Linked DNA regions of Homo sapiens: regions 1 and 2 are each linked to region 3. A link is an interaction called in ENCODE POLR2A ChIA-PET data of the cell type or tissue named here. Cell type or tissue: CD4-positive, alpha-beta T cell. All regions are shown on one strand. Region 1 overlaps MGARP (mitochondria localized glutamic acid rich protein). Region 2 overlaps SETD7 (SET domain containing 7, histone lysine methyltransferase). Region 3 overlaps LOC105379412 (a long non-coding RNA gene).

Evidence for each region. ChIA-PET counts read pairs that join two places held together with the same protein. Peaks named below come from ENCODE experiments on the same cell type or tissue, not always from the same donor. Only the 100,000 strongest peaks of a DNase experiment are listed, where the experiment ranks them.
Region 1: POLR2A ChIA-PET joins it to region 3 with 5 read pairs; 5 of 35 experiments call an interaction of 5 or more read pairs at or near these places.
Region 2: POLR2A ChIA-PET joins it to region 3 with 5 read pairs; 3 of 35 experiments call an interaction of 5 or more read pairs at or near these places.

What each region holds. Positions count from the first base shown.
Region 1 is chr4:139,275,632-139,278,131 of GRCh38, reverse strand. The region is part of intron 1 of MGARP (mitochondria localized glutamic acid rich protein); the gene reads left to right. Among named protein-coding and RNA genes, the nearest start is that of MGARP, 3.3 kb to the left of the region's middle. In CD4-positive, alpha-beta T cell, no CTCF peak of the experiment used is centred here; no DNase peak of the experiment used is centred here.
Region 2 is chr4:139,516,014-139,518,513 of GRCh38, reverse strand. SETD7 (SET domain containing 7, histone lysine methyltransferase) reads left to right here. Exons shown (of 8, transcript NM_030648.4): 7 at 472-629. Among named protein-coding and RNA genes, the nearest start is that of SETD7, 39 kb to the left of the region's middle. In CD4-positive, alpha-beta T cell, no CTCF peak of the experiment used is centred here; no DNase peak of the experiment used is centred here.
Region 3 is chr4:139,207,267-139,209,766 of GRCh38, reverse strand. All of the region lies in intron 1 of LOC105379412 (a long non-coding RNA gene), which reads right to left. Among named protein-coding and RNA genes, the nearest start is that of ELF2, 31 kb to the right of the region's middle. In CD4-positive, alpha-beta T cell, no CTCF peak of the experiment used is centred here; DNase peaks (open chromatin) are centred at 896 and 1,236.

The DNA.
Region 1 (2,500 bases), 68 kb before region 3:
CCTCAGCCTCCGGAGTAGCTGGGATTACAGGCACGGGCCACCACACCCAGCTAATTTTGCATTTTTAGTAGAGATGGGGTTTCTCCATGTTGGTCAGGCTGGTCTTGAACTCCCAACCTAAGGTGATCCACCTACCTCGGCCTCCCAAAGTGCTGGGATTACAGGTGTGAGCCACCGAGCCCAGCCTTAAAAGGGTAACTTTTTAATGAATAAATAATTTAGATTTATAATAGATAATTGGGGAAAAACAGGTAAAATAAAAAATGGAATTCACCTGTAATCCTACCACTCAGTGAACACAACTAATTACGTTTTAGTATATTTAGTTTTCCAGACCTTTTTTTTCCCCTCATTCCTTCCTTGTGCACATTATTTCCACAAATCTTGGATAGTCCCAGAGTATTTTGCTATGACTTTTCACCTAATACATTGTAAATATTTTCTCATGTAAGTAAATATTGTTCTGCAAAAGTTATGTCTATTTGTTTCACATTGTATGAATGTGCTAAAATTTGTCTAATTAATCCTTATTGAAAAATTTCTCATTTCATTGTCTTTTTAAGTAACTTGTCCATCATTGTATTTGTATTTAAGTCTACTTAAATCTCTGGTAATTTTAGTTCTATTTAAAAAATATTTCTGATATTTTTGTCTGTTTGAGAAATATGAAGGCTATATATTCCCTATTTGATCACAGATGTACTTTTAAGCCATCAGAAGTCCCACCACAAGTCAAAGCGATAACCTCTTCTCATAGCCTTTGGGGCACATTAGAAGGAAAAAAATTTTTTTCCAAGAAACGGCCATTTATATCCAAACTAAGAACATAAACAGGAAATCGTTGTGATTTTGCTACTATGAAGGTTTGTAAGCATGCCTTAAGATTCGCCCTGTGCAAATCATAGCTTTCCACTAGTCCCTGCACCCCTATACTTTATGTTAGGCCACATCAAATTGCAGGTTGGACATGCTTAATCCAAAAATCTAAAACACAAAATGTTCCAAAATTAGAAACTTTCTGAGCACTGACATGATGCCACAAGTAGAAAATTTCACATGTAAGTACTTAACACAAACTTTGTTTCAAGCACAAAATTATTCAAAATATTGTATGAAATTACCTTCAGGCTATGTGTGTAAGGTGTATACGAAACATAAATGAATTTTTTGTTTAGACTTCAGTCCCATCCCCAAGATATCTCATTATGTGTATGCATATATTCCAAAATAAAGAATATCCAAAACCCAAAACACTTCTGGTCCCAAGCATTTTATTTTATTTTAATTATTTTTTTGGAACAGAACCTTTCTCTGTTGCCCAGGCTGGAGAGCAGTGGTACAATCACAGCTCACTGCAGGACTCAAGTGATCCTCCTGCCTCAGCCTCCCAAAGTAGCTGGGACTACAGGCACATACCACCACTCTCAGCTAATATTATAAAATTTTTTTGTAGAGATGGGGTTCACCACATTGCCCAGGCTGGTCTTGAAATCCTGGGCTCAAGTGATCCTCCCACCTCTGCCTCCCAAAATGTTGGGATTACAGGCATAAGCTACTGCACCCACTGCTAGCATTTTAGATAAGGGATATTCATCCTGTACTTTGTACCTTCTGGGTCACGAATCTCTCATGCTTTTATACGTTACACCTTCTGCCTCCAGTGCCATTCCTCTTTCCCTTATTTTCCTTCAAAACTCAGGTCTCTTCTATTATGACAACTACCTTGGCCAGCTAGTTGAGTTTTACTCTGCCTGTAGCTTGGCTTAACACTTATTACATTTGTCATACTGTATCACAATTATTTGTATGTTCATACCCTCCTTCTAGACTGTGAATGGCTTGAGACTAGGGACCTTATCTGTCTTGTTCACGGTTATATTCTTAATGCTTCTAACAATTCCAAATACGTAGTAGATGCTCAGCTGTGTTAGTTGAAAGAATACATAAATGTGTTTATGTCTTTATTTTTAAAATAAAGAATTTGAGTTGTATATACTTTAAGCTCCTTCCGACTTTAAGTTTATTGTAAAAATTTCAATTCCAGGGCATTATAGGATATGCAAATGTTAGTACTACAAAATAAATGTTTAAATATAATAATATAGTACCTTTATCTGTTTCTATTAGTTTATACAGAATTGTACTTCTATTTCAGATACAACCTTTCTGCAACATTTGGCTTAAAAACGTTTTATCTGCCCATATTTGCTTTATAAGAGAAAAATTGAGATTTCTTTCTATACCTACATGTGTATTATAGATTTATAGAAATATGATGGATTTCAACATAAATGCTTGATTTAACATATAAATACAAATTGTATTACATTTTAGGTATAAACATACTGAATTCATTTTTTAAAAAATAATATTTTCACTGAATCCTGTAGTGGAGTACATATAGTACATGGCTTTCTCTTGCTAATGTGCACTTCATTTGGCTGTTAAAATTTTTTAGTGCTTTTGTCATTTCTCCTTACCCACACCTGCACCCCTTCCA
Region 2 (2,500 bases), 310 kb before region 3:
TGTCATTTGCACTCTCAGTGTGTGGAGACATGCCTTGTTTTGTTTTGTTTTATTTCATTTTGTAGTGCTCAAACCTTGAAGTTTTGGCTGAGTGTGGTGGCTTACACCTGTAATCCCAACACTTTGGGAGGCCAAGGTGGGCAGATCATCTGAGGTCAGGAGTTCGAGACCAGCCTGGCCAACATGGTGAAACCCCGTCTCTACAAAATATACAAAAACTAGCCAGGCATGGTGGTGCACACCTGTAATTCCAGCTGCTCAGGAGGCTGAGGCACAAGAGTCGCTTGAACCTGGGAGGCAGAGGTTGTGGTGAGCCAAGATCACGCTACTTGCGCTCCAGCCTAGGTGACAGAGTGAGACCCTGTCTCAAAAACAAAAATAATAATAAGATAAATGAGTTAATATCTCTGATGTCCTTTGACCTTTGGGGAGAAAGGTCCTCTCTAAGGCTCGCTTTCTTGTTTTCTGCAGGTTGACAGCAGGGACTGGGCCCTTAATGGGAACACCCTCTCCCTTGATGAAGAAACGGTCATTGATGTGCCTGAGCCCTATAACCACGTATCCAAGTACTGTGCCTCCTTGGGACACAAGGCAAATCACTCCTTCACTCCAAACTGCATCTACGATATGTAAGTATTACCCAGAGCTGCTGGGGCGGATCTATGCCTCAGGGCCCTGAGACGGAGGAGGGCAGTAAAAAGTGTTATTCTGCCTCAGATAAAGGCTGCTTCATCTGAATGACCATGGGTCCTCTGCTATCGGCCTCAGGGTTATGACTTGAAACTCAAAATCTAAACAGCCTCACTCTGTGGCTTTGGCAATCTAAGAAATGGAAAGTGCTTTGAAGAGGAGAAATGGTATGGAAATAGTATACCACACCGAGGGGTTGCTGTTTTATAGCCGCTTTTCTTGTCCTTCAGTTTTCTCGTTTTGGACAATTAAAGATAGTGTTATTTGAAATAATAGTAAAAATTTAAATTACTCTGCACAGTGGAGAAGATGAAGGAGCCCTTTTTTTTTTTTTTTTTTTTTTTTTTTGAGATGGATTTTCCTTCTTGATGCCCAGGCTGGAGTGCAATGGCGAGATCTCAGCTCACCGCAACCTCTGCCTCCCAGGTTCAAGCGATTCTCCTGCCTCAGCCTCTCAAGTAGCTGGGATTACAGGCATGCGCCACCGCACCCAGCTAAATTTTGTATTTTTAGTAGAGATGGGTTTTCACCATGTCAGTCAGGCTAATCTCGAACTTCTGACCTCAGGTGATCCACCAGCCTCGGCCTCCCAAAGTGTTGGGATTACAGGCGTGAGCCACCTCGCCCAGCCGGGAGCCCTTTTATGATGTGAAAGAAAGAAGGAAAATAAAGTCCTAAGCCTAGGGCATGACATCTCAGCGTTGGAAAAGACCTATAAAATCAGAGTCCCTATTATTTGATACTAAAAAGGAATGAAGTACTGACATATTCTACAACATGGATGAGAATTGTAGACACTATGCTAAGTGAAAGATGTATGATTCCATTTATATGAAATGTCCAAAATGTAGGAAATCCACAGAGATAGAAAGTAGATTAGTGGTTCCCTAGGGCTGGGGAGGGGTGATAAGGAGTGTGTGCTAATGGGTATGGGATCTCACTGCGGTCTCATTTTGGACTGATTAAAATGTTCTAAGGCGGGTGTTCTAAAATTAGATGATGGTGATGGTTGCCGAATTTTGTATGTATTTGTGATATTCAGTGGTTGAAAGGCCACTGAATTATCTACTTCAAAAGGTAAATATATATAAAGGAGTACATATATTTATACTCTGTATATAAATTATATATTAACAAAGCTGTTTTTTTTTAAAAAATCAAATAATCCTCTTAGAGTTTGAGCCTTCTCTTCCATCTGCTCATTGAACCTCTTCTTGGAAACCTCCATTGGTGTGGAGCTTACATTATCCACAAAGGTCCAGACAAATAGACAAATGAAATAGACATTACAAAATTAGCTTCTGGGCTCCAATGACTAGAAAATTCTTTTTCATTGTTTTTTTTTTTTTTTTTTTTTTGAGACAGAGTCTCGCTCAGTCTCCCAAGCTGGAGTGCAATGGTGAGATCTCGGCTCACTGCAACCTCTGCCTCCCAGGTTCAAGCAATTCTCCCACCTCAGCCTCCCGAATAGCTGGGATTACAGGCACCTGCCATTATGCATGGCTAATTGTTGTATTTTTGTAGAGATGGGGGTTTCACCATGTTGGCCAGGCTGGTCTTGAACTCCTGACCTCAGGGGATCCACCCGCCTCAGCCTCCCAAAGTGCTAGGATTACAGGTGTGAGCCACCGCCCCCGGCCTAGAAAGTTCTTTATAATAAGCCCAAATGGGTTTCCCTGAAATATTCAGCCCTTGGCTCTAATTGTCTCCCTTTTTTTCCTGTGTCCCATGTCAGACTCTCTTTTACATGGTAGCCCTACAAACACTTTAGTAGTTTTTACATGACCCCTGAACGTGTTCTTCCCAAAGC
Region 3 (2,500 bases):
TCCACTTATATGAGGTATATAGAGTAGTAAAATTCATAGACGCAGAAAGTAGAGGGTGGCTGCCAGAGGCTGGGGGGAGGAGGGAATGGGGAGTTACTGTTTAATGGGTATAGAGTTTCAGTTTCGTAAGTTAAATAAGTTCTGAATATCTGTTGTACAACAGTGTGAACCTACTTAGCCCTACTGAACTGATTAACACTTAAAGTGGTTAGGATGGTAAATTTTATATTATCTTTTTTTTTTACCACAATTTAAAACATTTAAATTATTTACATTTATATTTATTTTATTTTATTTTTTGAGACTGGGTCTTGCTCTGTTCCCCAGGCTGGAGGGCAATGATGGGATCATGGCTCACTGCAACCTTGATCTCTTGGGCTCAAATAATCCTTCCACCTCAGCCTCCCAGGTAGCTGGGACCACAAGCTTGAGCCACTGTGCCTGGCTAATTTTTTAAAAATTTTTTTGTAGAGAGAGAGTCTCACTGTGTTGCCCAGGCTGGTCTTGAACTACTGGGCTCAAGTGATCTTCCTGCCTCAGCCTCCCAAAGTGCTGGATTTACAGGTGTGAGCCACTATGCCTGACTGCTTTCTTATGAAATTGTGGCTTTTACCAAAATATACACTTTAAGATTGCTAAAATGATGTTAACCATTATGTACTATACTTAACTACTTTCACAGTGGTAGAGCTCCCGACACTTTTGGAGGATGAAGCAGGAAGATTGCTTGAGGACAGTAGTTCAAGACAAGCCTGGGCAACATAGTGGGACCTTGTCTCTACCAAAAAAAAAAAAAAAAAAAAAAAAAACCAAGTATGATGGTGCACCCCTGTAGTCCCAGCTACTTGGGAGGTTGAGGATGGAGGATTGCTTGAGCCCAGAAGGTGGAAGCAAAGCTGCAGTGAGCCCTGATCATGCTACTGTGTGACAAAGTGAGACTCTGTTAAAAAAAAAAAAAAAGAAAGCAAACTTATCTCTTAACCATGAGAATCCTATTGTGAAAACTGTCAGAATCAAAATGGAGTCACTTTTGTTAAAAGAAAGAAAGAAAACAACAACAACCAAAAAAAAAAAAAAAAACAAAAAAAAAACCCAAAAAACCAAACCCTGACAAATAGCGCTAGGGAAGGCCGTGAAGGAAGTGTTTTCTCATGAATAAATGCTGGATGACAGAAACTATTACAAAAGACTCTGCAAAAACCACAATCTTGCACAAAGGCCATCATGCAGATGTTCTGTGAGGACATCTGCTCAGCAACTGCCTGTCCAACCTTGGATTGACGTCACCCTTGTTATTGATCTTTGTAGCCAAGGATAATTATCTCAAAACAATTATGTAATCCTTCTCATGTTTTCTTTAAAAACCTTTGTCTTTCTTTATGTGATGGTTAATATTAGGTGTCAACTTGACTGGATTGAGAGATGCCTAGATGGCTGGTGAAGCATTATTTCTGAAGGGTGTTTTCAGAGGAGATTGACATGTGAGTCAGTGGACTGTGAGAGGGTGATGCACACCCACCCACCCACCCTCAATGTGGGTGGGCACCATCCAATCTGCTGCCAGCGCGGCTAGAGCAAAGCAGGCGGGAGAAGGGATGTTCAGCTTGCTGAGCTCTCTCTCTCTCTCTCTCTCTCTCATTCTCCTTTCGCATGCCAGATACTTGCTTCCTTTCCTCCTGCCTTTGGACATCAGACTCCAGGATCTTCGCCTTTAGACTCTGGGACTTGCACCAGTGGCGTTCAGGGGCTCTTGGGCCTTTGGCCTCAGCCTGAGAGCTGCACTCTTGGCTTCCCTAGTTTTGAGGCTTTCAGACTTGGACTGAGCCACATTACCAGCTTTTCTCTTTCCCCAGCTTACAGAGGGCCTATTGTGGCCTATTGTGGGACTTTGCCTTTTAATTGTGTGAGCCAATTCTCCCTAATAAACTCCTGTTTTTACATACATATATCCTATTGGTTCTGCCCGTCTGGAGAACCCTAATACACTTTACTTTCCATGAATATGCATATTGTTTACTATGGCATGCATATTCCCACTGCAATGTCCTATTCCTGAATAAATATTTTCTTTTAGAGAGCCTCTCTCTGTTTATATATTTAGGTTGACATTATCTATAGGAATTACCACTTTTTGGGTATAAGACATAACCAAGACACCTTGGTTCCACTGTTGACAACATAGTTAAATTTGGTCAAGTGTCAAGGACACTTTACAAACTGAAACCTGTAAAGTGATGACTAATTTACCTTCACTTCTCACAGTGCGGATTGTCAGTTCTGGGAGTCTGCTTTGTCCATTTGAGTTTGGGTCATGGAGGACAGAAGTGAAGTCAAAGGCATGCTGAGGAAGGAACTCTGAGTGGCCATTCACAGTGTGTCCTTGACAGCACTTCCGTTCTCTATTTTATGAGTGTCTCTGCCCCACATGCTTCTGAACTAGCATTTTTACCCCTTCCCACCCAGTTATAGTCCGGTTAGAAGGAAATATGTTTTCCTCTGT